5 separate regions of the Mus musculus genome follow, and all the other regions are linked to region 2. A link is a loop called in an ENCODE intact Hi-C map of the cell type or tissue named here. Cell type or tissue: heart. All regions are shown on one strand. Links, peaks and the distances in the headings refer to the core of each region. The heading gives the core; the rest is flanking DNA. Region 1 overlaps Ube3c (ubiquitin protein ligase E3C). Region 2 holds the start of Gm36086 (a long non-coding RNA gene). Region 3 holds the start of Mnx1 (motor neuron and pancreas homeobox 1). Region 4 overlaps Gm42245 (a long non-coding RNA gene). Region 5 holds the start of 3110082J24Rik (RIKEN cDNA 3110082J24 gene).

The links. Hi-C counts contacts between places; a loop is a spot of excess contacts. Peaks named below come from ENCODE experiments on the same cell type or tissue, not always from the same donor. Only the 100,000 strongest peaks of a DNase experiment are listed, where the experiment ranks them.
Region 1: it touches region 2 in a loop (2.2-fold over the local background); 3 of 42 quality-filtered maps call a loop at or near these places.
Region 3: it touches region 2 in a loop (3-fold over the local background); 3 of 42 quality-filtered maps call a loop at or near these places.
Region 4: a loop joins it to region 2, with 10 times the contacts of the local background. A loop is called at or near these places in 29 of 42 quality-filtered maps.
Region 5: it touches region 2 in a loop (5-fold over the local background); 2 of 42 quality-filtered maps call a loop at or near these places.

What each region holds. Positions count from the first base shown.
Region 1 is chr5:29,581,431-29,587,763 of GRCm38, reverse strand. Ube3c (ubiquitin protein ligase E3C) reads right to left here. Exons shown (of 23, transcript NM_133907.3): 2 at 436-489. Among named protein-coding and RNA genes, the nearest start is that of Ube3c, 15 kb to the right of the region's middle. In heart, for the core only: no CTCF peak of the experiment used is centred there; no DNase peak of the experiment used is centred there.
Region 2 is chr5:29,386,168-29,392,500 of GRCm38, reverse strand. It overlaps Gm36086 (a long non-coding RNA gene), which reads left to right and starts at 4,199. Exons shown (of 3, transcript XR_389809.3): 1 at 4,199-4,272; 2 at 4,758-4,947; 3 at 5,067-5,641. In heart, for the core only: no CTCF peak of the experiment used is centred there; DNase peaks (open chromatin) are centred at 2,930, 3,390 and 4,110; H3K27ac peaks cover 650 bases.
Region 3 is chr5:29,476,323-29,482,655 of GRCm38, reverse strand. Mnx1 (motor neuron and pancreas homeobox 1) reads left to right here and starts at 4,186. Exons shown (of 3, transcript NM_019944.2): 1 at 4,186-5,071. The coding sequence starts at 4,381. It overlaps Gm24538 (a small nuclear RNA gene), which reads left to right and starts at 1,025; the gene lies at 1,025-1,131. In heart, for the core only: a CTCF peak has its summit at 3,170; no DNase peak of the experiment used is centred there; H3K4me3 peaks cover 1,762 bases; H3K27ac peaks cover 525 bases; H3K27me3 peaks cover 5,000 bases.
Region 4 is chr5:29,685,174-29,691,506 of GRCm38, reverse strand. It overlaps Gm42245 (a long non-coding RNA gene), which reads left to right. Exons shown (of 3, transcript XR_880916.3): 3 at 3,201-6,333. Among named protein-coding and RNA genes, the nearest start is that of Gm42245, 12 kb to the left of the region's middle. In heart, for the core only: CTCF peaks have their summits at 2,956 (motif pointing right) and 3,622 (motif pointing right); no DNase peak of the experiment used is centred there.
Region 5 is chr5:30,101,117-30,107,449 of GRCm38, reverse strand. It overlaps 3110082J24Rik (RIKEN cDNA 3110082J24 gene), which reads left to right and starts at 1,364. Exons shown (of 3, transcript NM_001256263.1): 1 at 1,364-1,443; 2 at 2,036-2,387; 3 at 3,532-3,866. The coding sequence starts at 2,091. The coding sequence ends at 3,561. It overlaps Garem2 (GRB2 associated regulator of MAPK1 subtype 2), which reads right to left and starts at 2,254. Exons shown (of 6, transcript NM_001167879.1): 1 at 2,047-2,254. The coding sequence starts at 2,158. In heart, for the core only: a CTCF peak has its summit at 2,941 (motif pointing left); DNase peaks (open chromatin) are centred at 2,469 and 2,939; H3K4me3 peaks cover 1,684 bases; H3K27ac peaks cover 276 bases; H3K27me3 peaks cover 4,041 bases.

The DNA.
Region 1 (6,333 bases), core at 390-5,389, 200 kb before region 2:
TATACAGCCAGGCTGGCAGGAAGGACTTAAAAACAGGAATTAAAAAACAAAGAAACAAGAAACAAAATGTCATTAGCTCTTCTTATCTTTTTCATCAATAGCTAAGGCAAATGTCTTAAAGTTCAGTTTTCTCCTTATATGGAGAAATATGAGCAATATACATTAAGCCTTTCTAGACCTTCTAGAAACCTTATAAGCAAAAAAAAAAAAAAAAAAAAAAAAAAAAACCAAAATCCTACATTTCTCTACCCAGAACTCAGCCTCAAGTCTATCTTTTCCTACAGTGGTTCAAGAATGAAAAATTGAACACATCCAAAACTGTTGCAAAAGATAAACATACATAACATACATACATGTACATGTAAAGCAAAGCTTTAAAAATAACTACAGAAAATGTGTCTATAAAGAGTAATATAGAGTAATCAAAACCATTACCTCTCTCTTGCGTCTTTCTTCCTGAGTGCGATGTAAAAGAGAAGCCTTTTCTTCCTAAATTCAAAGATAGACAATATTAGAATAATTTCAAGCCTGAAAACATCAAAGATTACAGAATGTGTTGGTCCAAAAAGGATTCCCAAAAATCTACTTAAAGTTAACACTCCCTGTTTTTGCTGGCATATGGAGAATCAAATATGCAAACAAGCACTGTAAAGTCAGCATATATGATGACATACAAACACATTATATAGAACTAAGCTTCTCCATCAATATATAAAGCTAAAGGAAACTATAGTTTCATCACAGAAAACTTCAAATAGAAGCCTTTATCTACTACACGTCCAAAAGCCATACAATTTGCTTTAAACTCACTAAAGGATTCCCCAATTTTACTAAAAGTTGCTTTGAAATTGGCATTTTAAACTCTTTAGACAAAGAAAAGCTAGAAAAATAGTATAGCTATCAAAAGCTGTTCTTTTTCAAACTGAGCTCCCTAATCTGAATATGCCTTTTCCACTTTTCTATACAACCAGACTCTCAACAGACTCTCACAAGTTCAGCATTAAAGCCACAAGCTTTTGACTAGTGGACTTTATCTGCTCTCAAATCACACTCAACATCCCTCATAGCACTTGGTTTCCCCCTACCAACACTCGTCCTTAACGATTCCTGTCTTGAATGTATGTATTAATCATGTCTACCAGCTTTAGTTTCCAACATTCTCTCATGCTTCAAGTGACATTATACAATAATAGCCATTATATTTTAATTCATAGATCCAGGTCTATTACCATGACTCCATACTTATAAAAATAACTAATGGCGGGGGTGGTGGGGGGGAATACAGCCTTCACTACAACTACTCAATAGACACAGCAGGCCATCAATTCCAGCTTAGAACAACCCAGAAGACACAATGTGACTATTCTGGTAGTCTTACCAAGACAAAGTACATGCATTTATTTGAAAAGGCCTTATATCTCTATGGTGAAATATGTACACTTGTAATAAACACATTGAACAAAATACATTACTTTTAAAATTACATTTTAAACCAGACAACGGCCCATAATCTGAGCTACTCAAGAGGGTAAATTCAAGGCAAGCCTGGGTAACTTAGTAGAATTCATCTTTAAAAAAAAAAAAAAAAAGTTTGGTGGGGCCAGCTGGAGATATATATCTTACTGCCATTATAACATGTATTAAGCCCCAGTTCAAATTCCAGTACTACCAAAATAAACTTAATTATTAACTTTGTTTTTTTAGAGGTTTTCTAATTTAGTGAAATTCTTTTTTTTCTTTTCTTTCTTTTTTTCTTTTATTAGATATTTTCTTTATTTACATTTCAAATGCTATCCTGAAAGTTCCCTACACCTTCCCCCTGCCCTGTTCCCCTACCTACCCACTCCCACTTCTTCACCCTGGTGTTCCCCTGTACTGGGGCATATAAAGTTTGCAAGACCAAGGGACCTCTCTTCCCAATGATGGCCGACTAGGCCATCTTCTGATACATATACAGCTAGAGACAAGAGCTCTGGGGATACTAGTTAGTTCATATTGTTGTTCCATCTATAGGGTTACAGACCCCTTCAGCTCCTTGGGTACTTTCTCTAGCTCCTCCATGGGGGGGCCCTGTGTTCCATCCTATGACTGTGAGCATCCACTTCTGTATTTGCCAGGCACTGGCATCAACAAATGGTACAGGCATTAACTGGCAGTTATCATGTAGAAGAATGCGAATTGATCCATTCTTATCTCCGTGTACAAAGCTCAAGTCTAAGTGGATCAAAGACACTGAAATTTATAGAGGAGAAAGTAGAGAAAAGCCTTGAAGATATGGGCACAGGGGAAAAATTCCTAAACAGAACAGCAATGGCTTGTGCTGTAAGATCAAGAATTGACAAATGGGACCTCATAACATTACAAAGCTTCTGTAAGGAAAAAGACACTGTCAATAAGACAAAAAGGCCACAAACAGATTGGGAAAGGATTTTTACCAATCTTAAATCTGATAGGGGACTAATACCCAATATATACAAAGAGCTCAAGAAGCTGGACTCCAGAAATTCAAATAACCCCATTAAAAAATGGGATACAGAGCTAAACAAAGAATTCTCAACTGAGAAATACCGAATGGCTGAGAAGCACCTGAAAAACTGTTCAACATCCTTTATCACCAGGGAAATGTAAATTTTGTTTTTTTTTGAGACAGGATTTTCTTCTATGTAGGCCTGGCTGGCCTAAACTCACAGAGATCCACCTGCTTTTGCCCCCTGAGTGCTGGGATAAAAAATAAACACTACCACACCCGGTAAATCATTTTTAATTAATTAAATATCAATAAGGGTTGTATGAGTTATCATTCTATAGGAGTTGTCCAGCTTGGGTTTTTTTGTTGTTGTCTGTGTGGTTGGTTGCTTGTTTTGTTTTTGTTTTGAGACAGACCAAGATCACATTGAATTCGCAGCAATCTACCTGCCTCTATAGATTAAAGGTCTCCCAGTAGGACCTGGAGCTCCCTTATTTGGCTAGGCTGGCAGCCACCAAGTCCCAGGGATCAGTCAATCTTTACCTCACTGTACTGGGATTGCACGCTCATTCATTGCCATCATGACTGAGGATCAAATTCAGGCCCTCATTTTTATATGGGAAGCACTTTTTCAATTGAGCTGTCACACCCCACCCCAGCTCCCAAACTGTAACACCACACTTGGGAGATAGAAGGATTAGAAATAAAACTAAAACAAAACCAGACAAACCCCTACAGTCCTGAAACCTGGCATCCTCCTGAACAAAGAAGGGCTCTGGCAGCTTCCAGTGTGAAGAGAAGCAGGTGCCTGCCTTCACAAGCCTGGAGCGGTCATCTGCTTTAACCAAAGTGGACACTCCATGCACTGACACTCCATGCACTGACACTGTTAAATGTTCCTGCACAGAGATCAGGAATGCTGCCTACAGAAGGAAGCAAATTTATTTTGGATAGTTTCCAGCACTAGAGCACAAAAGACCACATACCCTTTTGTTTAAGCCAGCATATTACCTTTGCCTTTCCTGTCACACAATGCTTTAGTCATGTCAATAGACAGCAAAGGATTTCCTCTAGTTTAGGGATTTAGAAATGGCTTCACAGCCTTGGTTATTCAGTAAAGGAGCCATCAGTCCAGCCTATAACAGGATGTTCCTTCCAAGAGAACAGATCAACTGTCTGCCCTGGAGAACAGTGGCTCCACAATCTGGTTCTCAATCTACCTATCTGTATACACAACTGTGTCATCAGGGAGGAAAAAATCTTGTTCAATATCTTGTTTGCTTTGTCACAAATCATTACTTCCAAACCTAACTGTGGCAGCAGGTTACCCAATTAGTAATTTTGCAGCCATAGCTTTACAGATCAACAGGATCCAAGAGATCTTGGATCTCAAAACTGTGACGGTGGTTTTCCCTGGAATTGGGGTACATAATAGGACAAGTTCATTCTCTTAGCCACTGCAAAACAAAAAACAAAAAACAAAAAAAAAATGAAAAACCCCCCAAAACAAACAAACAAACAAACACAAAAAACAAACAAACAAAAAAAACCTCAAAAAGCTCAATCTACTTGTTTTTTTATGTTTTTCCTTTGTAGCTATCAAGTTTATAGTAAAGACTAAAAGATGTTTCCAAAGAGTCAGAAATGTGATAGAGATATACCAACTATTCTACTCATTATCAATACCTTTGTTTATATAACCATTTTCACCTTCAGATTTTATAAATTTTCCTTTAGTATCTAACTGGTTATCAGGTTCAGTAGTTAACAGGAATAAAAAGCACAGGCATGACTTTAATTTCCAATGTGACTCATACTAGTAAAAGTGCAGTTTTACCATGAGGCTGAAAATGAACCAGCCTACAAGGCAGACAGGAATTCGGATCAGAATCTGCAAAATAACATGAGTTTTGCAGCTCCATCCTGTAGCTGCATCACTGAACCACACTTACTGAGTTTTTGTTAAAATCTCAAAAATAAATTTAATTTAATTAAATCTCAACATCAAGGATGACATTCTCTAAAACAGCTGCAAAGCTTAGCTTAGACATGTAAATTTGATCACAAAATTCAAATTTTTTACAAAGCAAACCATCATAGCCAATATCCAAGACAAATCACAAAGTGGGAACAAATATTTGAAACAGCACAAAAATGACCTGTTATAGCATTCAGTAATAATATGAAAAGCAACAACCAAAGAGAAAAATCAGCAAAAGTATATGTACCTCACAGAAAATATATCTTCTAATCACAAGAAGTTCAATTCCAGTTAAGAAAAAAAAAAGTGAAAAATTATAAATAAGGATTTCTTATTTCTATATGTGAAAGAAATATCAAATATGAGTCTTTTCTAATACTATAAAACTTGTGCGTAGGACAAGGAATTAAGATCTTTTTGTCTCCTCTACCTTATAAGACTTGGAAATATTTGAATCTTCCCCATCCAGTAAAACCCTGTTTACTCAAAGACCCAGTGCTCGATTCTAGGAATTTGATTCCTTCCCTACTTCCTCCATTTCCTATGCACCAATTCTTTCAGATTATTCAGACAATTGAATAAGATTGTGAGGTAGACTCTAGCCAACTGGGAAAATAAAGTTGCAAATTTCCTTAGTATAAAAACCAAATCCATGTCCCATCTTGGTGTGTATTTGCTCTTACAGAGCACATCCTCTTGGTCCAAGTAACGTGTTTACTTCATCCAGACACTTCAGTAAGAATGGTGGTCTCTTTCTTTGTGATGCTGAATTTATTTCTAACGTGTATTTGGGATATATATAATGTTAACTAATGCAATGTGTAGGGCACGTAGAAGAACAAGATCTTTCATACACTGACATAACTTCCTCAGAGATAACTTAGAAACACTTACTCAATCCAAAACTTGCACTTAGAAGTTTCATTTTCAGGAATTTAATCTATAGATGGTAATGATAGTCACAAGAATATTCTTTTAAGTGTTATTTGAATAAGAGAGGGGGAAAATACTGCCCGGTATGGTGGTGCACATCTCTAATGTCATCATTTGGAAAGCAGTTGATAGGAGGGTGGCTAAAACAATCTGGGTATAGAGACAATCAAGTTTCAGATTAGCCAGGACTTCTCAGTGAGACCTGTCTCAAAAAACAAACAAAAGAACCTAAACCACTCAATCTTGAAAGCAACTTTAACAGCCATTTAAACTATCAGCAGTGAGAGAGAACACGGTACTAAAGCCAGTCCCAGAGTCACTCAACAATGCAGTGGATCTGCCTGCCTTACCCTTCTCCCAGCTGGATTATTAAGGGAAAAAGACAGGTACTGGGATTAAGGAGCATTAGACTGCTTTCAACAAGGAGAGGAATGTAGGCACCTACATGATACACACAGAGGACAGCCGTGGGAGGCTGTGGAAAGTCCAGAAGCCAAGTCTGAAAAAGAGAAATAAAATCTGGGAGGGAAGGAAAGGACAGAGTGAAAAGAAAAGTGGACAATTTTGTTTATTTTCCACTGTTTGATTTATTGCCCATGTAAACTAGTTATTTTCTTGCTTTTAAATCTTTTATTGGACTTATTTTTATTTTTGAGTCAAGGGTTCTCTATGTAACCCTGTATACAAGGCTGACCTCAACTCATCCGCCTTCCTCTACCTCCCAAGGGCTGGGATTAAAAGTGCATGCTGCCACCACCATCTGGTAATTATTTATTATTTTAAATTCAGAGATACTCTTGCCTCTATCTCTCAAGTACTGTCATGCACTATCATACTTTCACTACTCTCTTGAATTTATTAGCTTTATTTCTACTTCCAAGATGTCCTCTTTATTCCACATGAATACCACAACATGCACAACCTCACACTTTGAAGACCATTAACAAACACT
Region 2 (6,333 bases), core at 776-5,775:
TCCTGAATTCATCCAGTGTAATCAATGTACATCATTTAGCCCCAATCCCACCCTCTACTCCCTATAGAATCTTTCAGACAAAATTGTTACTGGCCTATATCATAGCTACACTGTCAGATGACATGATAAAATACCAGCTTTGTAAGGTAGCAAGTTTGGCTTAGGCCTATACTTAGTCTGAGGCTACTGTGGATGCCAGAACAAAGTTTTTACACAGAGAAACCAAGCACAGAGCACCTTTGCCTGAGTGACAGTCAGATGTGATTAGTAAGCATTGTAGGTAGAGCCAAATCATGATTACAGATGAGTGTTGATATCAGCCATCTTCAGTGCTCAATAAACATCTGTCTGGGCTGTCAGTTTAGTAAACACACCTACTTCTCTCTTCAGAATACCAAAGCATGCCCTGGGAACATTGGGAACTCATAAATTGTGGGATGGGGGTTTCTCACACACTGGCCTGGTGTAATTCATGAAGCCCTCCTCTGCCTTGCCCATTATAGGAATGTCAGACTGGATTTATCTGAGAAGGTCTCAGAAGAGAGGGGGTTATTGATGGCAAATGGATCTTCACACAGAGGAAATCATAAGTACTTTTGAAAAAAAAAGGTAAGGAAGAAAATCCTTTTTATTTGAAAGGGCTATAAATCAGCACATAATCTCAAATTCACAAGCAAACCTTTAATGCAATAAGCTGATAGCAGATACATTACTGAAGACACAAACACATAATTATCTTAAAATCTACCCTGGCTGGAAGGGTAGTGTATCTCCAAAATAGAATTCATCTTATAATAGTAAAAACATACAATAACATGTTTGCTTTTTTGAGTTTTAACTTTTATCCTCATGTATAGAAAGGCAAGCAAAGCCTGTTTATAAATTAGTATCCCAGACTACCCAGAAACTCCTTACATTCTCTAGTCAGAAAAAGCAGACTTTGATGACAAGAATAAGGAGCATTTGAAACTCTCTATTAAAGTGTTGGCTTGACAGGGTCCCCAAGAACTGAAGGGGTCTGCAGCCCCATAGGAGGAACAACAATATGAACCAACCAGTACCCCAGAGCTCCCAGGGACTAAACCACCAACCAAAGAGTACACACGGAGGGACTCAAGGCTTCAGCTGCAAATGTAGCAGAGGATGGTCTTGTCAGTCATCAATGGAAGGAGAGGCTCTTGGTCCTGTGAAGGCTTGATGCCCCAGTATAGGGAAATGCCAGGACAGGGAAGCGGGAGTGGGTGTGGTAGTGAGCAAGGGGAGGGGGATGGGATGGGGGGGTTGGAGGAGAAATGAGGAAAGGGAATAAAATTTGAAGTGTAAATAAAGAAAATATAAAATAATAATAATATAATCAAGAATAAGAAAAATAACAAAATAAAGTGTTGGCTTGACTAGTCATTGTGGCTTTTATTATAGTACCCTGTGGGGGAGGGGCAGAGGTGGGTGGATCTCTTCGAGTTCAAGTCCAGCCTGGTCTACATATCTAGTGCCAGGCTAGGCAAAGCTACATTGTGATCCTCTGTCTTAAAAAACAAAAACAAAAACAAAACAAAACAGTGGGTTCAGCAATCAGCATTCTTAACTTCACAGACATCATTTCTGGGATACATCATACACTTCGTTCCCTAACTTGGAACTTCCATGGACTGAGGAGGCTGTCAGGGGTGGGGATATGTGCACAGGTGTGATCCTGCTGTGGATTAGAGTGTTTAGTGTGGCCAGCATAATGGGATGTGTGCATCTGTGCCCTTCTTTGTATTCACACATCTATCAATACATAACTACACCTAAAACAGTATCTGTATAGATATCTGTATAGATAGTATCTATATCCATAATTATAAATGTGCTTGTGCCTTTGTTTGCTTGTATCTACACACAGAGCCATATTTAGGGCTGTCTCCATATATACATATACATATCAATATCATTTTCTATATATAATACATATATATGTGTATATATACGTATATATAACTGTCTTCTCTCACATAGTTTTTTTTTTTATTGCTGAGGCTAGTTCTTTTTAAAATCCATTATATGAGTATAAGTGTTTGTCCGTGTGTATGTACATGCACCAAATTCGCTCTGTGTCTGAGGAAGTAGGAAGATCTTGTGGAGAGAGAATTGTAACAAGTGGATGCTGGGAACTGAACCCTACTTCTTTTGCCACAGCAGCAAGTGCTGTAAACCACTGAGAGGGGTCTCTAGTTCATCCTACACACAGTTTGCTGTTCAGGGTTGTTCTGTGTTAGTTTGGCCTGCATGTCGTCCACTTCCATGCTGGAGCCATGAGGGCAGGTGAGAGAGTTCCTGGCTTAGTCTGAGATGTGCCCTTTCTAGGCTCTGCTGTTTGTCAGCAGCAGATTCCAGGCACCATATTTCACTTCATTGTTTTTCAGTTTCCTCATCTGCAAGTATTGATTACAGTCTTTGTTTACTTGCTGGATTATTGTGAAATTAAATAATATGTGCTGAGGACATCTGTAAGATACTACATAAAGTTAAAAATGACTGACTTCAATTTATGCATCTAGTTTGGGAGGTAAAATAAGAGGATAAATTTTTCTCTTAAAGTTACTTCTGCAGAGAACCATTGTGATCCATTATTCTGTATCCACACAGAGAGCACTGGGGACCTCAGAACAACCCCAGTCCAGGAGCAGAAAGCTCTGTTCATTGCCCTGGCTTCTTGCAGCTGGGCAAGGAAGGAAGCACGAAAGATTCTCCGATCCAAGTTGATTCCAACTCCAAGGCCGTTTAGGAATTATTAAATGTTAAGTGTGATAAGTAACATTAGTTTTTGGCTGAAATTATTCTAATATTCTTAATTCACGTTGGCCTCTTGTCTGCAAGCTTGGCACTCTTTCAGGAAAGAAAGGACAGGTCTTCGAAGATCCCCAGTACTGCGTGTGGCGCTCGCGCCCCCTAGCGGTGCTCCTTGGCCGGCGTGTTACCACTGCCCCTAAGCACCCACAAATGTTGCACACAAAAAAAATTGGCTGCTCCCTCTCTAGATCAATTAAGGAATGGGATGATCTAAGAAACTTCAGCTAGGTTCTCACCTAGTCCCTTATGTCTGCTCTCTGGCGGCATTTGTACATTATTTGTAGTCCATTTGGAAGTGATGTTTTCTGTGAAGCATGTAGGGCTAGTTCAGTAGCATCTGGCATCTTCATTTTAAAGTCAGTGTGTGATGGGCATGGTTCAGGGACTGCCTGAACACAGGGTTTGTAGCACACTCCTAGGAGAGTCAATTTGCAGATGGGTACAGGGCTGGAGGGCTGAGAGTGGCAGGGTGTGTTGGAACGCCATAGCATGTGAACACAAAGCAGACACAGATCTTTCCATCAAGGTTCGTATGCCAGCTCAGTGAGACTTTCCAGCCCCCTTGCCCAGGCTCTGCAAAGATGCCTGCTTAGTGCCGAGGTTACAGCCAGCAGCTGGGAACTGGTTCTCAAGAGTGAACCAGGCCTGTGGGAGGAGTGAGGTTGCTGTGCTTTGTGTCCTGACCCTGCGGTACTCAGAGTGGAGAGGAGCCTGTTCTCAGATATTTTCTTCACATGTTTTTGTCTGATGGTTTGTCTTGTAACCTCAGAGCCAAGAGCTGACTAAAAGATATTGCCTCATTTAAAGACATCCCCCCTCTTTGGCCAAGAAGGCTTAGATGTTGCAACTATGCCATTTTTCCAGCTCAATTCCAATCATGTGTCATCAGGACTTGGAAACAGGGCTAAGAGAGAGAGAGAGAGAGACAAACAACATCAAGTTGGCCTGGAAAGAATGCAATTGAGTACAATCAGGAAACCCCGAGTCTGGAACAAGGAAAGTTTCAGCAATTTAACCCCCTGCCCACTCCCTCCTGGGTTGGAGCTCCGGCCTCAGACACCTGGGTTCATCCTGTGTCCTGGGGCATGAAGCTCCTCTGCTCGCTTAGGTTAAGGGCCAACTCCAGCTGATTCTGGCCCTCCTACGACTCTGACTTCATGCTTAATGGATGCTCCTGGCTAGGCTCTGGGCTGGCTGCCTCAGGGGAACAATACATGTGAAGTTCTGGGGAAATTCTCTGAGCTTCCTATAGATACTTCTTTGCTCCACTTGGCCAGGGGCCAGTGAAACTGAAAAAAAAAAATCTCATGTTCTACTTCCTGCCCTGCCTGGTCTGACCCTTTGATTACTCCACTGGGGAGGAGCCCGGGAGCCGCTTCCTTGGGAAGCATTTTCCAGAAGCCACAGGATGCCCAGCCTCATCCCAAGAGTCCCTCCAAGGTTTGTACAAGTGAGTCAAGAGTAGAATGAACGCTCAGGCATTGTTTAGTGGAATCAAAACCGACAAGAACTGAGAGTAACCTGAGTCTGGTTAAGTAAATACAGCCACACCAGCTAGCCAGTGGAGTGGACTACTGATCAAACATGAAGGAGGAGGAAGAGGAGGAGGGGGAAGAAGAGGAGGAGGAGGGGGAGGAAGAGGAGGAGGAGGAGGAGAGGGAGGAGGAGGAGGAAGAGGAGGAGGAGGAGGAGGAGGAGGAGATCATCTGGACGCTATAGATGGGAAAATAGCCAAAGTGTATCATTAAGCAAGTTTGCAGTCACTATGACAAGCTACAAAATGCTTATGTATGCTCAGGGAATTCCAGAAGAACTTTACCCACAGATGTTGCTCAAAGAACAACAGGAAGCAGATCCAAGGAAGAGGGGGAGAAAGGCACAGTGCTCTGACATGCCTTCCTTGCTGCTTCCATCTTTCTTCTCAGGAAGTATACTTCAAAAGCTACTGTGAAGGACAGTTTCCTGGAGCATTTACAGGCCAACTGACCAGTTGGAGTGTTTTCCAGCCTGAGACTTTCAGCATTTGGCTTTGAAGTACTCATTCCCAAGGCATATGTGAGAACTTTGTAGATGGGCATGCCTGAACTCCGTCTATGCTCTGTGTTCTAGACAGAGGTAGGTTAATCAGTGCTTTTAATTAACCCAACCTGGGTCTGAAGGACCACAGGGAAAAACATCTTGTCCTTTGCCTGACTCACCATCTCTGGCATTGGAGCATTCTGTTTTTCTCCTAGATCATGCACCAAGTTGCCCAAGTTTTTCCTCATCCTCTTATGCGACTTCCTGCCATCATCCACTGTGAGCCCCAGGAACCCAGTAAGCCCTCTCCATGCTTGGGCTGAATCTCACCGGATCAGGCATTTGGATGTCAAATGTGCTGTCCAGAGCTGAGAGCAGATCATATGATGTCTGAACAAGTCTCTCACCTTAGGCCCAGTGAGGTTTTGCTCTCCTAGAGACCTTGTGATGGGGCACTGCCGGATCTGTTCCTGCCGTAACTGCAGACATTAAACCAAACCAATCACACACATGGTTGATGGCACCAAACAGATAGCGTGTATCCTGGTCATGCCTCTTTGTCTCTTCTGCTAGCAGACTCTTGATCAAACACCACTCTTTTCCTTTTTTTGAGACAGATTCTCACCATGTGTGGCTGGTCTTGAACTTGCTATCAGAGGTCACCCTCCAGGCACAGCCTTTGATTCACAAGGGTTACACATATACTACCATCTGTGGGTTTTATCCTTCATTATACTTCAATGAGAATCAGTCATTGAAATTTACACTTAACATAAAAACTTTTTTAAAAATCAGAGTCAGGCGGTGGTGGCGCACGCCTTTAATCCCAGCTCTTGGGAGGCAGAGGTAGGTGGATTTCTGAGTTCGAGGCCAGCCTGGTCTACAGAGTGAGTTCCAAGACCGCCAAGGCTCACAGAGAAACCCTGTCTTGAAAAAAACTACCAAAAACAGTAAACAAAAAAATCAGAGACAGATGTCAAAGGTAGATGTGGAAGACCCCTCCATGATTCTCTGAGCCAGCTCAAGTTCTGGGTCCATGCATTTCCTCTGATCATTTCTTATCAACATCAGTCACAAATCCCCACCCGAAATTAAAGCTTCTTTCTTTCTGTCTAAGCATCTTGGCTTAGAGCCAGTCTTGATATATAACCCACTCAAGCTTAGAATTTTCAATGCTATTCTTGTTACCCTCCAGAGTTACAGGTTACAGACATGTGCCGCCATGCAACATTTTCAGCATCCTTTTTTTTTTCTTAGAAAACTATGAACCTTATGATACTGACACATACCTATACATGCATACAATGTTACAAAAGTCAGTCTACTTTGCTTGGTTCATCTGAAGGCTGCTACTAGAAGACTTACTTCAGGGCAGCAAGGTTGAGGGCATTTAAGCCCATTCCCACAGTGACACACCTACTTCAACAAAGCCACACCTTTTAATAGTGCCACTCCCTGGGCCAAATATATACAAACCAACAC
Region 3 (6,333 bases), core at 792-5,791, 90 kb before region 2:
ACACCAGAAGAGGGAGTCAGATCTCGTTACAGATGGTTGTGAGCCACCATGTGGTTGCTGGGATTTGAACTCTGGACCTTCGGAAGAGCAGTAGGGTGCTCTAACCCACTGAGCCATCTCACCAGCCCCGCCTCAAAATGTTGATGTGAGTTAACTCTCATGGAGTTCAAAAGGGCTGAGAAGTCAGTCTTCATGAACCTTTCTCCATGAGGCTGCTGTGGGCAGGGGGTTGCTTGTTTTAAGTTTTGGAAACAGCCAGACAAATGGCAGGTGTGTGGAGGGAGATGCAGGGAATGCTGCCTTCCATCCAGTCTCCTAGCCATACCTCCAGGCTCTTGGCCTTTTTGTTAATGGCTATTATATATTGTACCTGCTGCATTCCACAGAAAGGGATGTGTTTGTAGGTGATCAGTTATAGAATCAATGCTGACCTGACCTGTGAATATGGGTGCATGTAGGTTTTGTTCTGAGTTCTTGTATAATGTCAGGGGTAAAACTTGTAGATTATAACATCTTTGTAAGTTTTCTTTTTATGTTTGCATTGTGTGTATGTTTGTGTCTATTTATGGGAATGCACGTACCCAAAGAGGCCATAAGAGGGAATCCGATTTCCTGTAGCTGGAGTTGGAGGTGGTTGTGAGTGTGAGTGGTGGGAACCCAACTTGGGTCCTCCTCAAGAGCTGCACTCACTCTTAAGCACTGAACTGTGGAACCACTATACTCCCCACCCCAACATCTTATTTCCTTGTGGTTATTTGTATAAATCAACACACCTTTCTCAGTAATGAGAGGAGGCTCAATCACAAGTTATATTCAGTAACTTAATGCAAGACCCAAAAGAGGGATCCTGGCTAGACGCAGAGAAAAAAATGACTGGGAGCCAGATGATTAAATGTACACCGGGCCTTAAATTCCAGCCTCTTTTGGGTAGGAGAGGTCTTCCTCTCTGCCCTCCAAGAGCCTCATTTGGCCCCTGGGGCTTCTGGAGAAGGGAGCTACCTTGAGGCACAACAATGGGAATGCTGTGCTCACTTCGGCAGCACCTATACTAAAACTGAACCGATACAGAGAAGATTAGCATGGCCCCTGCGCAAGGATGACATGCAAATTTGTGAAGCATTCCTTATTTTTTTTTGCCAGGACCAGGAATGGGAACAGGTGGGTTGGGGAGCAGAGGGAGGGGAGAGGGGATAGGGGATTTGGGGAGGGGAAACTAGGAAAGGGGATAACATTTGAAATGTAAATAAAGAAAATATCTAATAAAAAAAAAAAAAAGAATAGGCATGCTTCTGGGACCAGACCTTTGATCTCTCAAGGGTACCGTAGTAAACCCCCAGCTCAGTCCCAGGCTGCCCCAGAGCCAGCTGGGCTGGGTCAATAGACGCTGGGAACAGGAAGAGACGCAGCATGCTCACTCCACTCGTAAAACACACAAAGATCCCAGTTCCAGACGACTCCCAGTCTCTCTCCCAACTCCCACCTCTCAGGATACAAGTTCCCGCTCAAACCGAAGCAGAATATATGATCATATTCAAGCCCTTTGACTTCAGAGTCTTTTTGGCCCAACCCCCACTTTGTCAAACAAAGAAATATATCCATCAAGTCTGATATGCAAATTTCCCCTTCGCTGAAGGGGCTCTTGATACAACCTCACTCAGCCCACAGGTGGTGGGGACTGGTGTGGGTTAGCCTGGTGGATGGTCAAACACCAGACGAAGTGGGAAGGGTTTGAAAGGGATTTAGAAGCTTTTGGATCACATCCCCTACACAACAAACAGGAAATGAATTCCTCTTCTCGGATGACTTTACTAAGGAAACCTGTGCCTAAACTCAGTAGACCTAATACTGTATCATCACCAAAAACAACCCTGGTTGTGTAGTTTAGAGATGATTCGGGTCCATGAGGTCCACCCCAGGAAAATCTCATCTGCAGCCACCCTTTTTTTCCTCCTTCTTCTCCTTTGTTTGTTTTGTTGTTGTTTTTTTCAAGACAGGGTATCTCTGTGTAGCATTTTTGGTTGCTGTCCTGGAACTGGCTCTGTAGACTAGGCTGGCCTAGAACTCACAGACCCCACCTGCCTCTGCCTCCTGAGTGCTGGGATTAGAGACTTGCCTCACCATGGTTAGGTTCTCTTTCTTCTTTGGGACTCTCATCTGGAAAAGGCCCATGGGCCTTAAACACAAGTTTCTGTAAATGCAATGGGGTCAAGACTGAATCCTGGGGATGGGGGTAGGGCATCCCAGCATCCTTACTTGCCTTAATTGGGCTTCCAAGATAGGAGAACTGGCAGGGAACCACTCATGGAACACAAGTGTTCCTTTAACCCTCTAAAAGGCAGAGCTGCATTTTCATCACCCCAAAGAGACAGCACCTAAAGACAAGAGCTATGTGCTTGTACTATTTTCAGACTAGCTGGAGGCCTTTGCAAAGCTGTGCACAACTTACTCCAAGATGTTCCCCGCTGGGTTCCAGATTTTCCAGCCAGGACCACCCTGTCATAATAAAAACTCCACTCAGCCGAGCATGGTGGCGCACACCTTTAATCCCAGCACTTGGGAGGCAGAGGCAGGAGGATTTCTGAGTTCGAGGCCAGCCTGGTCTACAGAGTGAGTTCCAAGACAGCCAGGGCTAGACAGAGAAACCCTGTCTCCAAAATCAAAAACAAAAACAAAACAAAAACAACAAAAACAAAAAACCTACTCACTCATCCCAACAGAATCACTGCGTTAAATCTCTCCTAAACAAAACTTGTTGACAGGGAAAATATAGTCCTTACTTATATTTATCGTTACCCCCCACCCCCAATCCCTCTTGAAACAGCTTTGCCTGCTACTTTTAAATTCACCCAACAAGGATTGTCCTAGCCTCCTGGCCTTCCCTGGGCCATTTCCGATCTTTTATTAACCTCTCACCTGGTTGGGAAGCCGCGATCCAGAGACCTGGAACTCCCTCCCACTTTCCCCTCGTGTTTGGGGAAGATACCCGAGAATGGAGCTAGCGAGAAAGCTTGATTTCTCAAACTACTTATTGATTCGTTACATTAAAAAAAAAAAGCCCCCGGAAGCGTGTTTACAGTAAATATTTGATATGTGCGCAGGCTGAGGTCTGGATTCACACTTTAATACGGTCTCTGGAAGCCCTTTCTTGATTTTCCTGAACTCGGCCGGCAGGAGGAGGCGAGAGCCTGATAGTGGCTCCCTTAGCCTGCGAACTGGCTCAGTCCGAGGGAGCAGTCCTCGGCCAATTCCCGCAAAGCCTTTTTCCTACACCCCCACAAGGCAAGGCTCTAATAGAACTTGGTTCTCACCTAGGTCCGGCTCAGTGGCACCTGTGCAAACGACCTTCAAGTCAATGTGCATCTCTGAGTTGGAAAACTGCTCTCTCTCCACTCTGACTGAAGATTTGTAGGCTTCAACCTCTAATACCGTATTTATACACACCGAAACCCTACAAACAAACATTTGCGGCGCATGATACTTTTGGGGGAGGGGCAGATAAGAAGGTTCGACCTGCTGAGGGTTAATGACAGGGACGCAAACCATCTTGAAGCAATCAACACTCAGGAACGCGAGAGATTTTGGGAAACCGAACAGTCTTCAGTGTACTAAGCTCAGGGTCCCGTTTTGGGTACCTAGTGGACTTCAGGGGTGAGGACCCACCTAGTTCCTCAGTGCAGAACATTCCACAACTCCCTCAAGGGAGCGCGAGTAGCTGGAGGAAGATAAGGCGTCCGCCTCTGGAGGAACAAGGTGTCAAAGGGACTCGGGGGGCACTCACTGGGACCCAGGGTTACTGGCGCTCACCACTCTCCCAGCAGCAAGGAAGCAGTAAGCTTGTGTTCAGCCTCCAAACTCTCCAACCTGCCTCCTCCGGCCACCTACGCTGTTCACCACCGGCTGCTTAGGACCTGGGGGCGCAGGGGCGGGGCGTCAGGCTAATTGGACCGTGACAGGTGAGCCCCTCGGCCAATCGCCGGGCAGACAGCCCTCCTCGGGCCCCCGCTGAGCGCGCCAATCCCAGACCGCCCTGAGCTTCAAGTGTGCGGAGGGGCGCGGGTCCCCACCAAGGCACCAGTGGCCTCGATGCGGTCGCTTGAGCTCTTGAGAGCAGAGAGCCGGTCTCCCCAACACAAACTCGCAGGAGCGCTCCGGTGGAAGTTCATACCAGTGAGTGGAGCGCGGTCCCCACGAGGACCGCAAAGAGGAGGCGCCTGGACGATGGTCGCTCTCAGCTGAGTTTCCGGCTGCGACTTTATTGGCAAAAAATCGCAGTAACAATACCGGCCCCAAGGCTGGCCACCGCCACGCTCAGTCTCCGTAAGCCCGCACACGACTGCATCGCCCACCCTTGGACCCTGATTGTCAGCTCCAATCGAGCCGATGGAAAAATCCAAAAATTTCCGCATCGACGCCCTGCTGGCCGTGGATCCCCCGCGAGCCGCCTCCACGCAGAGCGCGCCTCTGGCCTTGGTCACTTCCCTCGCGACTACAGTATCTGGTCCCGGCCGCGGCGGCAGCGGCGGCGGGGGGACCAGTAGCGGGGCGAGCCGTAGCTGCAGTCCCGCATCCTCGGAGGCCACTGCAGCGCCCGGTGACCGGCTGAGAGCTGAGAGCCCGTCGCCCCCACGCTTGCTGGCTGCACACTGCGCGCTGCTGCCCAAGCCCGGATTCCTGGGCGCCGGAGGAGGCGGCGGCGCGGCGGGTGGGCCGGGCACTCCCCACCACCACGCGCACCCTGGTGCAGCAGCCGCCGCGGCTGCCGCTGCCGCTGCCGCGGCTGCCGGTGGCCTGGCACTGGGGCTGCACCCGGGGGGCGCACAGGGCGGCGCGGGCCTCCCTGCACAGGCGGCTCTCTATGGACACCCGGTCTACAGTTATTCGGCAGCAGCTGCAGCGGCCGCGCTAGCTGGCCAGCACCCGGCGCTTTCCTACTCATACCCTCAGGTGCAGGGCGCGCACCCTGCGCACCCTGCCGACCCCATCAAGCTGGGTGCCAGCACCTTCCAACTGGACCAGTGGCTGCGCGCGTCTACTGCGGGCATGATCCTGCCCAAGATGCCGGACTTCAGCTGTGAGTACCTGCGCCGCACCCGGACAGTTCTCACGCGCATCCTCCTCTCTCGCACCCCCTTCCTTTTGCTCTCACCTCCTAGCGAGCTGTGGAAGAGCATCGAAGCCTCTGTGGCTCATTCCTGGGCCTGTGAGGCCTCTCGTGGGCCGCACAGAATGAAAGGAGCCTCAAATTATTAAGATGGCCACAAGCAGGCCTTGGCCTCTCTATCTCTCTTAACAGACAGGGGAGGTTGGAGGTGTGAGGCTAAAACCTAAAGAATAACCTGCAAGCTGGACAAGGAAGTGCGCGGAAAGGCTAGCCTCGATTAGGGCAGGTTTTGGGGGTCGCTGAAACCGGGGACTTATCTTGAGAAAATGAACTTTGTCAGAGGTTCCATTATAGGCTATGAAGAGACACATCACTGGGTCCAGAAGTAGCTCTTCCGTGGCCCTTGTAAGGACTCTGCCTTCCTTTGAAGGGCAAGACATTTGCATGTCTCTGTCTCTCTGTCTGTCTCTGTCTGTCTCTGTCTCTGTCTCTGTCTCTGTCTCTCTCTCTCTCTCTGTGTGTGTGTGTGTGTGTGTGTGTGTGTGTGTGTGTGTTGGTGAGGGTGGGCGTCCCTCCAAATGATGTCGAACTGGTCTGTTTGAATATAAGGTCACCGGGTCTATAAATAGAAAGTGCCTGGCTGGGAACTTCAGGTGCTCAACACCTTGGGGAGTTCCTGTCCAAGGTGAGGGCACAAAGGTCCAGTCTTCTGCATCCTCTCTGTTACCCAATAGGGACAACCTTGCGGGAGGGGGGACATTTCCGACTTCCCTGGCACATGCAGCGTCTGTGTAGGGCACCCTGGCTCTGATTTCTGCTCTGTGCCTGACTTGGATAGGGGCAAGCTGCCTTTCCTGAATGGATGGACCAGAAGATGTATATGGCTTTCTCCTGTCAGCCACTCAACACCCAAACAAAGAGACCCCATTGTTTCCGTCTGAGTGGGTTTGTTTAGACTGGGAAGATGCAGGCACTGGAGGGAGAAAAAAAGCAAAAAAGAAAACAGAAATAAACATTTGCCAGAATTCAGATTCCTCTGCTGGAAGCGGTGGTCATGACTAAACAGAGAAAGCTGGGGCCCCAGAGAACCGCAGAAGTAGCAAGGTGGTGAGAGAATCACAGCCTGCGCACTTGTTTGCTCGCAGCCACCCAGGTTTTTCCCAGCTTGGCTCCAAGAAGACTAGCCTTGTTGATCTCAGCAAAGAGGAAAGGCTCCCTTTAACCTCAGTTGG
Region 4 (6,333 bases), core at 727-5,726, 300 kb before region 2:
GGACATGTCTACCAGTTGATCCAGGTTAATGCTGTGGTGGTGAACTTATTGAAGATCTGTTTCTTCTTCTGTTTCACTTCAACCATCTTGGGTCTTTGTGTTTCTTTGCAGCAACGGAAACCTGGTTGTTTGTTTGTATGTCTGCACAGCATGTGCATGCCTAGTATTCATGGAGACCAGAAGGGTATATTGGATACCCTGGAACTAGAGTTACAAACTATGGTAAGCAGCTATGTAGGTGCTGTGAATTGACCCTAGGCTCTCTGGAAGATCAAGAAGAACTATTATGCTGAGCCATTTCTTCAGCTCACAAATGGGATTTAAAAATTAGTTTTATCAGGCTGGAGAGATGGCTCAGCAGTTAAGAGCACTGACTGTTCTTCCAAAGGTCCTGAGTTCAAATCCCAGCAACCACATGGTGGCTCACAACCATCTGTAATGGGATCCGATGTCTTCTTCTGGTGTGTCTGAAGACAGCAACAGTGTACTCATTTACTTAAAATAAATAAATAAATAAATAAGTAAAAAAATCAGTTTTATTAAGATATAAAAATTCAGAAATATACAGTTTTGGGTCCGTGAGATGACTTTGCATATAAAGGTGCTTGCTGCCAAGGTTGATGTCCTGTGTTTGATTCCTGGGAACCACATAATAGAAAGAAAAAAACAGGCCGGGCGTCGTGGCGCACGCCTTTAATCCCAGCACTTGGGAGGCAGAGGCAGGCGGATTTCTGAGTTCGAGGCCAGCCAGGTCTACAGAGTGAGTTCCAGGACAGCCAGGGCTACACAGAGAAACCCTGTCTCGAAAAACCAAAAAAAAGAAAAAACAGATTCTGGAAAATTGTTCCTTAACCTCCCAAGTGAGCCCTGAAGATGCCCCACAACCACTGCCCCACATACACACAATCAGTAAATAAAATGTAGTAAGAGTAATAAAATAATATGAACTAACCAGAACTGTGTCTCTAGTTGCATATGTAGCAGAGGATGGCCTAGTCAGTCATCACTGGGAGGAGAGGCCCTTGGTCTTGTGAAGATCATATGCCCCAGTATAGGGGAATGCCTGGGCCAGGAAGAGGGAGTGGGTGGGTTGGGGAGCAGGGCGGTGGAGGGTATAGGGGACTTTCAGGATAGCATTTGAAATGTAAATGAAGAAAATATTGTAGTGGCTATTCCTGGTTGTCAACTTGACTATATTTGGAATGAACTACAATCCACAATTGGAAGGCTCACCAGTGACCCTTATCTGGAGGCTGGGAGATAGAAGTTTCTGATCTGGATCTTGGTATGGAGACCTTGAGGCATAGTGGCTATGGATTCCAGATTAAATCTCCAAATTCAAGGTCATCTGGGATTAAAGGTGTGGTGGAACATACCTTTAATCCCAGATCAAAGCTCTTGCTCCCTCGCCTGCTTGCCAAGTGGGACTGAGTAACTTCTAGATACTTGGACTTCCATTCGCAGCTACTACTGAACCATTGTTGGGAATTGGACTGCAGACTGTAAGTCATCAATAAATTCCTTTACTATATAGAGACTATTCATAAGTTCTGTGACTCTAGAGAACCCTAACTAATACAAATATCTAATAAAAAAAGAGTAATAAAATAAAATATACTGTTTTTTTGGAGGCTGGAGCTATGGTTCAATTGGAACGATACCTACCTGTGATGAAAACCTAGGTTTGATCCCCAACACCACATAAACTGGCTATGGTGCACACTTGGAATTCCAGAACAGGGCAGGTTGTGAAATGAGGATCAGAAGTTACCCTTGGTTACACAGTGAGCTTGAGGCCAGTCTCATGTGCAAAGAATCTTGTCTCAGAAGTAAATCAATACATCAACATAAAAAAATGTGGGCTCAGTGGTTAAGAACACTTGGTGCATTTGCAGAGAAACTAGGTTCAGTTCTCTTATATGGTGGCTCACAAGCTTCTCATAACTCCAATTCCAGATGATGGAGTGCCTCTTCTGGCCTCCACAGACACTAAGCACACACACACAGTGCACATATACACATACAAAAAAGATTTATACACATTGAAAATGATATATAATGTTTGAGACAGGGTCTTACTGTGTAGCCCTGGCTGGCTGGGGAACTTACCCTGTAGGCCATGCTGGCCTTGAATTTAGAGATCTGTCTACCTACCTATGTCTTCCAACTGCTGGGATTAAAAGCATATATCACCATACTTAGCAGTACTCAATGCTCTTCCAAAGGACCCAAGTTTGGTTCTTAGCACCCAGCTGGCAGCTAACAACCATTTGTAACTCCAATTCTTGAGGGTTCAGTGCCCTTTTCTGGCCTCCATAGGCACTATATACGTGGTCAGAAACAGATACACATGCAGACAAAACACCCACACATATACAAAATAAAAACAAGTCTTTAAAAACATTAGGGATGGTGAGATGGACATCTTGCTGCTAAGTCTGACAACCTGAGTTTCATCCCTGGGATCCACCAGGGGAGGAGAGAACCAACTCCTGAAATTTGTCCCTTGACTTCCACAAGTGTGTACACATACATCACACACTCACGAAGTAAATGAATAAACATAATTTAAAAAAATTTAAAGGGCTGTCATATATAGTGGTACATGCCTTTGATCTCAGTACTTGGAAAGCAGAGGCAGGCCAATCTGGTCTAATAATGAGTTCCAGGATAGCCCGAGCTACAGAATGAGACCCTGACTTTTTGTGTGTTTGTTTTTTAAGAATGGGTTTCTCTGTGTAACAGCCCTGGATGTGCTGGACTGGGCTGGCCTTGAACTCACAGAGATTTACCTAACCCAGCTTCTTGAGTGCTTGGATTAATGGCATACCCTACTAAGATCCTATCTTTAAAAAAGCGTGTGTGTGTGGGGGGGGCGTGGGGGCGGAATGGGGAGGTTGGTGAGATGACTCACTGTTAATGTTCTGGCCACAAAGACTGACAAACTGAGTTGGATCCCAGGATCCCACAAGGTGGCAGGAAAGAGCTGATCTCCGTAAGTCCTCTGCCACATGTACATACGTTTTTGTTCTAACAAATCAATATAAATAACATTTCAAAAAGTAAACAATTTTTACGTTGAGTAATACTCATAAGGTTGTACAACCAGATCTACTACGGAATCCCAGAACATTCTCACAGGTTGTCACCTTTTGTCACTCTCTGACAGCCCTGTAACCACCTACCTTTATCTTCTCTAGGAGCCTGCCCACTCTGCATATCTCACTGAAGGGAAACAGCCAGGATTTGTTGGTTAGCACCATTGCTTTCCACTTAGTGCTGTCCTCATGGCTCACCCGGTGAATTCACTAATGCTGCTGAGGACATCGGTGTGCTCTCTAATGTGGATGCTGTGTGATGTGATGTTCCCACTTCTGACCTGGAGAGCTGCTCAGCCTTGTATTCCTACCACCGGGTTGTCACAACGTGATGAAGAGACACAAGAAAGACAAGCCTGATCAGCTTGTAAATAGATTAAAATGCTATGATTCATCAGTTGCTGCTGAGCAGTAGCTGGATAGGGGGCTGCATGGAGAGTGGACATTGTGCCTGTCAAGTTGCAGAGTCTCACTGACCACTAAGTGGGGCATGCTCCCTGTTCAGTCTAAGCCTAACTGACTTTGGCCACTAGGTGGCAAAATTCCCATTTAGATATCAAGCAGGGGTCCTTGGTGCGTGCACCCATCCCTGCACTCATCTGTGCAGGCCAGACCTGGAGGCACACTCTTGGAGATGGGTGGGAAACAGCATCCATCAGTGAGAACATGAATGCACGTAAGTAAGTCTTAACTTGAAAAGAACTCAGCTAAGCCTTTCTTTAAATTCGGTGTGTCAATGTGTGTGCAGGTGAGCACATGCCACAACCTGCATATGGAGGTCAGTAGATTCTTTTCTGCCACCTTGTGGGATCCTGGGATCCAAGGGATAGCCTGAATAGAAGCATCTACAGGGCCCAGCAAAGCCTTTCATCTTTGAACAGATCAATCACTCACCAAATATTTCTGAGCACCTATTGTGCACTAGATATTATTCTATGTGTTGAGAACTTGGCAATGTATCAAACAGACACAATAAAACTTATATTAGTGGGACGAGGAAGAAAGAGATGAGTGACACGGTGTAATATACCATGCAGGAAATAGTGCTAGAGAAGTGAAAGAAGCTGGGTGATGGTGGTGAATGTCTTTAATCCCAGCACTTAGGAGACAGAGGTAGATGGAGCTCTGTGAGTTCAAGGACAGCCTAGTCTACAGAGTGAGTTCCAGGACAGCCAGGTTATGCAGTGAAATCCTGTCTTGAAAAAACAAATAAAAAGAAGTGAAGGAAGATGGTCCTGTTATATAGGAAACAAACAACAAAACCCTCCAAAGAACTGTGGAGTTTCATGTTTCTTTTCAGCTAGAGTCTGTTGTCAAGTTAGCTTCAAGCATCTCTCACCCCAGTCTCCAGAGGATCTGGGTGTCTTTCCCACCCAGAGAGTGCACAGCTGGCAGGAATTTCATAGAATCCACCAGAAATGCCACAGCAGTGGAGGCTGAGGACAAATTAAGACCATGCTTGAGGTCAGGTGTAATGGCACACACCTTTATCTCAGCACTTGAGAGGCAGAGGTGGGTGGATCTCTGAGTTTTAGGCCAGCCTGATCTACATAGAGTTCCAGGACAGCCGGGGCTGCATATTGAGATCTTGTCTCAAACAAACAAGCAAACAAACAAGTCACACTCAGTGCCACTGTATGCCTCAGTTCTGGCTGAGACAGACATCAAGAGGATTTCCCAGAGTAGACAGAGCACAGAGCCCTTTGCCTCTTGTATCTCTAGGACAGGACAGGCTCATCAGGGTGGTTACTGAATGTGGGAACTGAAGATTGTGGTGATGAATCTCATGGACTGAGATATAACACTGGATTAGTAGAACATAACTTTTGAATGTTCGTGAGGATGATGCAGGAGCCCTAAATGGATGAATGCTTGGATGGGCTCCTAACATTGTGGGTGGGGACATGAGCGCCAGTCCAGTGAAGTGGTCACTGGAAGCTTACCGGTAGCAATCCTGTCCTGGCGCTTTGCTGCCTCTCCTGAGTTCTTCATGGCATCACATTCTACAATGATTCTCTGACAATCTGCATGGGTGGGCAAGTGACTACTGACTGAACTCTTTATGAGCCAAAACAAATTCCTCTTCCCCTTGATTTGGGCAGGGATTTGGTCACAGCAATAAGAAAGGGAACTTATATGGAAGGCAAGAATGGCCCAGTATACAAGTCAGCATGCTTCTGAGAAGCTAGAAAACCAGGAGTGTGCTGGAAAGATGGCTCAATGATTAAGAGCACTGACTGCTCTTCTGAAGGTCCTGAGTTCAAATCCCAGCAACCACATAGTGGCTCAAAACCATCTGTAATGAGATCTGATGCCCTCTTCTGGTGTGTCTAAAGACAGCTACCATATACTCATAAACATAAAATAAATAATTCTAAAAAAGAGGAGGAGGAGAAAACCAGGAGTGCTGCCTAAGCAGCAGCAGAGGCCATGAGAGACTGTGTCTGGCAACTTCCCAGGAACCCTGGGCATCTGACCTGGTAGGTGACTGGTCCAGTGTGTGATGGCAGAAGTAATACTGGAAGCCTACTCTATTCCCTCAGTTAGAACACTTTGTAACTTTGCCTTAGAAGGGCTTAGTACTGAAAAGATCTCTTTCTTTTTTCTTTTTGAGATGAGGTCTCGCCAGGTTGCCTAGATTGGGTTCAAACTTCTAGGTACAAATAGGAGCTTCAGCCTCCCCAGGTATGTACCATCACACCCAGCTTATAAAGAAATTTGTTTTCTAGAAATGACCTGGGTAGGATTATCAAGGGTTTACTGAAAACTACATGGTGGGAAACTACCCCCTTCCCTCAGTCTAAGCTTGGAATCAAGTTTTCATATCCCAGGTGCCACATGCTTTGGTTTTCAGATGGAGTTTAAGGCCACATCTTAAGCTCTGTGAAGGAGGCTGTGTTTGGTGGGTGGAAGTTTGTGTATGTCATTGATGATTTTGAGAGACCATTCTGGATTAGAATGTGGATGGGAGAGCTAATTCAGGTGGATGCCTGACTTCCTAAGAGTGAGGCCAGGGACCACCCATCTACTGGGCTGGGCTGGGCAACTCTCAGACTCATCAACTCAGCTGCCACCCAGGGCTTGGAGACGGCCCACTCCAACATCCACTCTTATCTGTGAACTCCTGGAGCATGTGAAGAGACTGGTTCTTCAGAACTAAAGCAGCAAGATCTCTATGACACAGAGCAACAACAGGATATCCACGAGGAGTCCTGGTGAGGATCCAGTATTGACA
Region 5 (6,333 bases), core at 796-5,795, 710 kb before region 2:
GGGGAGGGGGAAGGAGTCTAGTCTGAGGGAAACAGCCCAGGGGCAGAGGTGCAGGGGTTGGGAGGGGTCTGGGCTCAAGAGGCTCCATCCCCAGCAACGGTTTCCAGGGGAGCAGGAGGGGGCAGCCCAGCTTCCAGGAGACTGATGGGGCGTATCCTGGATGCAGCTGGTGGGCACAGTGGGGGTGGGGATGTCTCCTTCCCAGCCCCCTCACGTGCACACGCGCGTGTGGGCATACACACACACACACACACACACACACATCTTACAATTTTTCTACCAGCCCAATGAATGGGAAATGGTTTACTCTAACAGCGGGGGACTTCATAAAGCATGTCTATGTGGGGTGAACAATGGGTGGGGTATGCAGGGCTTTCAGGGGAAGATCTCCCATTCTGGGTGTGAGGATGTATGTGCACTAAAGTGCAAATATGCACAGGGGAGGTTTGTTGTTTCTCCTCCAGCTCTACAAGCTCTCCTTGGAGCTAATCTAACAAGCCCCACCCCCCACTCCTCCACAGAGACACAGGCCAAAGCCACACAGGTATACACACCAATAGCCAGGGGTCACCCTCAGCAATAGTTCAGCTGCACCCAACAAGACAAATGCTTGTCATCCAAACAGCACAACTCAGTCTCAAGATCCTACCAGGGGACCCCTCCTGAATGCATACCAACGAGAGGACTTCCAAGGACACACAATTTCAAGCATACATTTTTATTCTAATGGTTACGACAGTAATAACCACACTGTCACAGACAGCTAGGCCATCCCACACTATTGCTCATTCATTCATTCACTTAATGAATGAATGTCCATACTCCTTGGCCCTCCCCAAAAGCCAGCAGCCCTGTGGAATGGGGCGCACAGGTGTCAGGGAAGCACAGAGAAGTCCTAGCCATAAAGAAGCGCTCAGAAAAGAACTCAAAGAAAAGGGTGTCAAAGAGATGCGTGGGAAGTGAGCAGGAAGAACCTAGGGCAGAATTTCCTATTCACAAGCAGACACAGTCCAGCTGCAAGCGCAGTCCTGGGATCTCACGCTGAGCAGTGAGTGAGGTCCCACCAGAGTTAGACTGCCAGGTATTCCACCTAAAGGACCGGGACACACTGAAGTCCCACTGAGCCTGCTTCGGCCCGCCTGGTGCTCACTGTGCCCAGTTCTTGCTGTTGCGGGTCTGAGGAGGGGCTGCCAGTCCAAGAACAGCACAGGAGTCCCATTAGCATTCAGGGAAGCGAGTGTGCCAACGCGGGCCAAACCCCTATTCTTCTCACACACAAAACCCCCAGCCTGGCTGCCAGCCCCGGCTCCCGCCCCTCCCCCAACCAAACAGCTCCCCTTTCCCCCAACACTACAGTCCTCTTGCTCTGTGCAGCCTTCAGGCTCTCCTATATTCGGTCCCATCATCGGAACACCCGCACCTGCTGGCGAAATAGGACGAGAGGTGGGGGAGGGCCGGGGGTCCTCTGCTGAGATAGGGAAGGGTGTGTGTGTGTGGGAGGGGGGTGCCTGGTGGCCGGCCCGCTCACTCAGGCCTCTCCGGAGGATAGTCTGCCCGTTGCCAAAAGACCTCAGGATGTCAAAGGACGGTTCAGGAAAGGTCCCAAAAAGGGACTAGCGGGGATGGTAGGGAAAGACCTATCGTGGTCCAAGAGATGCGGTACGATGAAGGTGAGAGGCTGGAAGACAAAGGGATCAAGGGGGTGCGGCCTGGGCAGGGGCCGATAGGCGCCGGGAAAGCGGGGTGCACCGACAGAGCGGCCCACAGACTCAGCATCGCTACTGGCTCCAGGGGGACTGAAAACTTTGTTGCAACCCTGCGGCCAGTTACTAACCCTGTGGGGGGTCGGAGGGGCCCAGAAGCGGCTCCCAGACTTGGGGGCTCCGGTTGTGCCAGGAGCAGCCCCAGAAGACAAGCAAAGCCCCCCATCAACGGGGACAGGGAGGGTAGTGACTGAATGCGCCTGTAAGTCCTGCCAGCTCCAACAGAGCGAAGCCCCGACTTTTCGCATCCTCCGCCTCCGTCTCCCCTCTAGACACCGGGTACCTGGTCCGAGGCAGGCGAGCGTGGGCAGGCGGCAGCGGCTGACGATGAGGTCCAGCGGGAAAGCGCCCATGCTCCAGCGCAGCCCGGCCAGCCCGGCCGCCAGCTTCTCCATGGCATGGGCGCTCCCCGGGGTTCGCCGTCCCGGGACCCCGACGGCCAGTCCCGCGCAGCTCGGGCTGCGCGCCCACCACCTCCTCCTGGGCCGAAGCGGCGCTCCCCGCCTGGCAGCCCAGCTGAGCCTCGGGAGTCACGTGGCCAGCCTCCTTCCACGGGGCATCAGCCCCCACCCCCATCCCCGCCCCGCGCCCCGCCCGCCGGGCCCGCACCCCCGGAGCGCCCAGGTGACAGGGTGCTCGGGGTGGAGATGGTTAGGGAAAAGAGAACAGGTCCGATGGGACTCTGGCCGGGTGGGTGTCCGAGGTTTTCCCCTCGTGCCAAGGCCTCGCGGAGTCCGGACTCAGGATTGCTGCGTTGCTCACATCCGCTACTCCAAGCTCAGCGGCGGGGATGCTCAGACTGGGGAGGAGCAAAGAGGGCAGGCGGCACTTGGAGTTTGAATCTAAGTAGTGTTGGAATCCTGTAAGAGCACTTTCCGAAACCCCGCTCCACCCCCCCCACGCCCTCCCCCTCCCCCCAATCTGCTCTGTAGATGGGAAAACAGATTCAAACCTGAACGATTGGGGTCAGTGGCAGCACTCTTTTTTTTTTTTTTTTTTTTTTTTTTAAACCGTCTCTTTCTTTTCTGTTCTTTCTACCAACTTTCATATCCCCTCCTGTCTGAAGCTCTCGAGTTCTTAGAGGAGAAGCCTTTCCCAGAAACTTTGCTGGCCTTGCTCTCGCACCCATCTGGAGGCTCACTTCGCTTCAGTGTGTCTGCGGCGCCCTCTGCAGGTGCAGGCCGGTCGTGGCTGAGTGCTCTTCAAGAAGGACCTTGGTCCCTAGTCTGGTCCTTAAAAGTATGGACTCTATTCAGTCTTGGCCTCCATGCCCTCAGGAGACTTCAACACGTGTACACACAAACCCTTTCATCTGATGCGCCTGAACCCGTCTTTTTGTATGTAGTCTAGGTTGGTCTTCCCACCCTCCTGCCTTAACCTCCTGGAGTACTACAGGCCAGGCATTACAGCCTTGAGCCATGGCGCCAAGAGCGTTTTTTCCCTTTTCTTTTTCCATACTCAGGGCCTGCCACGTGTGCTCCTCCAGCCCTTCTCTTGTTTTCGGTTTTCAGACAAGGCTCAAGAAGCTGCCCGGGCTGACCTTGAACTTCTTTCTAGCATAGCCACATCATTGAATTTCCCTTCCTTCTGCCTCAGTACCCCAAGCAGTATTTAATGGGCGTGGGGGCAGATGAAGGATGGAGCCGTGAAAGAGATGAGTGAATGAAAGTTCACTTTCCCACCTGGTAGGGAAGAGGGTCTCTCTTGAATAGTGTGACCACATGTTGTGTAATAGTTTCCTCTGAAGTTGAAACATTTTATCCTGCAGGCAAGCTTCTTAAGAAAGAAGATAAACTAAAGGAGCCTCAGGAAGTCCCTGAAACTCATCAGATTCTTTAGGACCAGCTCCAAAGCCATGCAACAAAGAAGACTCTGAGACCAGATCAGCAAGACCTGGAAGAAGCAGAAGCCTACCGAGCTACCTTGAAGAGGCTTAGACCAACTGAGCCACCTTGGAAGGGCACTCTCCCACCTGTTGAGCAGTGCAGTGTATTCCAGATTCCCAGCTTCGTGAGCCGGGGTGGGCTTTAGTAATGCAGCTGTCTTCGAATCACTTCTGCTCTATATTCCTTCCCCACATTCCCAATAAAACTCATGGTTCAGGAAACATAACTTTGGTGGCATCTGTAGTTTGGTCTGTCATGGGCTCCCTGAGGTGAGTAGATATGTGTGCCTCCACAGGAAAAGTTTTGTCACACAACACAATATGACAGTTTATAGGGTAAAGGCCAGGGCTGCAAGCATAACCCAGACTCTGGACAGCAGTTGTGTAGGGCTATACTGCCAAACCCTGAAGTAGGCATCACATCTTGAGGCAGTATTCTCATGCATGTTCCTCACAGAGTGCTCACAAGTTCCCAGTGAACATTTTATTATCAGCCATGGCTCCAGGGATACCTGGTCCTTTTAAGTAGGAATAGTCCTTTTAAATTCACAATCTGGGTGCCGAAATGCTCATTGCCATAAACCTTTCAGCTACAACACTATGTAGCTCAGGCTGACCAATCAGCTATAACATTATGTAGCTCAGGACTCATGTTAGGTGATGCCGCAGGACATGTCTGCCTTGTTTTTTAAACTACATTACATGTGTGACCAGTGTTTGATGCGACTCTACATGTTACAAGTGTACCTTGTGTATGATGCTGCTGCAAATGTGTACATGTGTGCCTCATGTGTGCTGTTGCAGCACATGTATACATGTGTGCCTGAGTGTGCTGCTGCTGTACATGTGTACATATGTGCCTGGTGTGTGATGCCACTGTACATGTGTGCCGGGTGTGTTCTGCCTCCCTACATGTGTGCCTGGTATGTGAATCCACTGATAATGTGTACATGTGTGCCTGGTGTGTGATGCTGCTGCTCATGTGTTCATGTGTACCTGGTGTTTGCCTGGTGTGTGATACCACTTTACATGTGATCCAGGTGTGAGATGATGCTGTTCATGTGTTCCTGTGTGCCTGGTGTGTGATGCTGCAGCACATGAGTTCATGTGTGGCTCTATATATGATGCTGCTGCACATGTGTTCATGTGTGCCATGTTTGTGATGCTGCTGTACATGTATATGTGTGTGCAAGGTGTGTGATTTTGTTGTACGTGTGTACATGTGTACCTGGTATATGATGCCACTGCATTGTGTGCCTGTTGAGTGATGCTGCTGCACATGTGTGCTTGGTGTGTGAAGCTCCTTCACATGTGTACATGTGTTCTGGGTGAGTGATGTTGCTTCCCATGTGTATATGTGTTCCCGTTGTGTGATGCTGCTTCACATGTGTTCATGTGTGCTTGTTGGGTGATGCTGCTTGACAAGTCTGCCTTGTTTTCTAAACTATATTTCATGTGTGACCAGTGTTTGTTGCGACTCTACATGTGTACAAGTGTGCCTTGTGTATGATGCTGCTGCAAATGTGTACCTGTATGCCTCGTGTGTGCTGCTGCAGCACATGTATACATGTGTGCCTGAGTATGCTGCTGCTGTACGTGTGTACATATGTGCCTGGTGTGTGATGCCACTGTACATGTGTGCAGGGTGTGTGATGCCACTGTACATGTGAACATGTGGGCCTCCTATGTGATGCTGCTGCACATGTGTACATGTGTGCCAGGTGTGTTCTGCCTCTATACATGTGTGCCTGGTATGTGAATCCACTGATAATGTGTACATATGTGACTGGTGTGTGATACCACTTTACATGTGATCCAGGTGTGAGATGATACTGTTCATGTGTTCATGTGTGCCTGGTGTGTGATGGATGGTGCAGCACATGAGTTCATGTGTGGCTCTATGTGTGATGATGCTGCACATGTGTTCATGTCTGCCTGTTGGGTGATGCCGCCGGACATGTCTGCCTTGTTTTCTAAACTATATTTCATGTGTGACCAGTGTTTGTTGCGACTCTACATGTGTACAAGTGTGCCTTGTGTATGATGCTGTTGCACATATGTACATGTATGCCTTGTGTGTGCTGCTGCAGCACATGTATACATGTGTGCCTGAGTGTGCTGCTGCTGTACATGTATACATATGTGCCTGGTGTGTGATGCCACTGTACATGTATGCAGGGTGTGTGATGCCACTGTACATGTGAACATGTGGGCCTCCTATGTGATGCTGCTGCACATGTGTTCATGTGTGCCGGGTGTGGGTGTGTTCTGCCTCTATACATGTGTGCCTGGTATGTGATTCCACTGTTAATGTGTACATGTGTGCCTGGTGTGTGATGCTGCTGCTCATGTGTTCATGTGTACCTGGTGTTTGGCTGGTGTGTGATACCATGTTACATTTGATCCAGGTATGAGATGATGCTGTACATGTGTTCATGTGTGCTGTGTGTATGATGCTGCTATACATGTATACATGTCTGCAAAGTGTGTGATTTTGTTATACATATGTACATGTGTACCTGGTGTGTGATGCCACTGCATTGTGTGACTGGTGTGTGATGCTGCTACACATGTGTGCTTGGTGTGTGATGCTGCTACATATGTGTGCTTGGTGTGTGATGCTGCTACACATGTGTGCTTGGTGTGTGAATCTCCTTCACATGTGTACATGTATGCTTAGTCTGT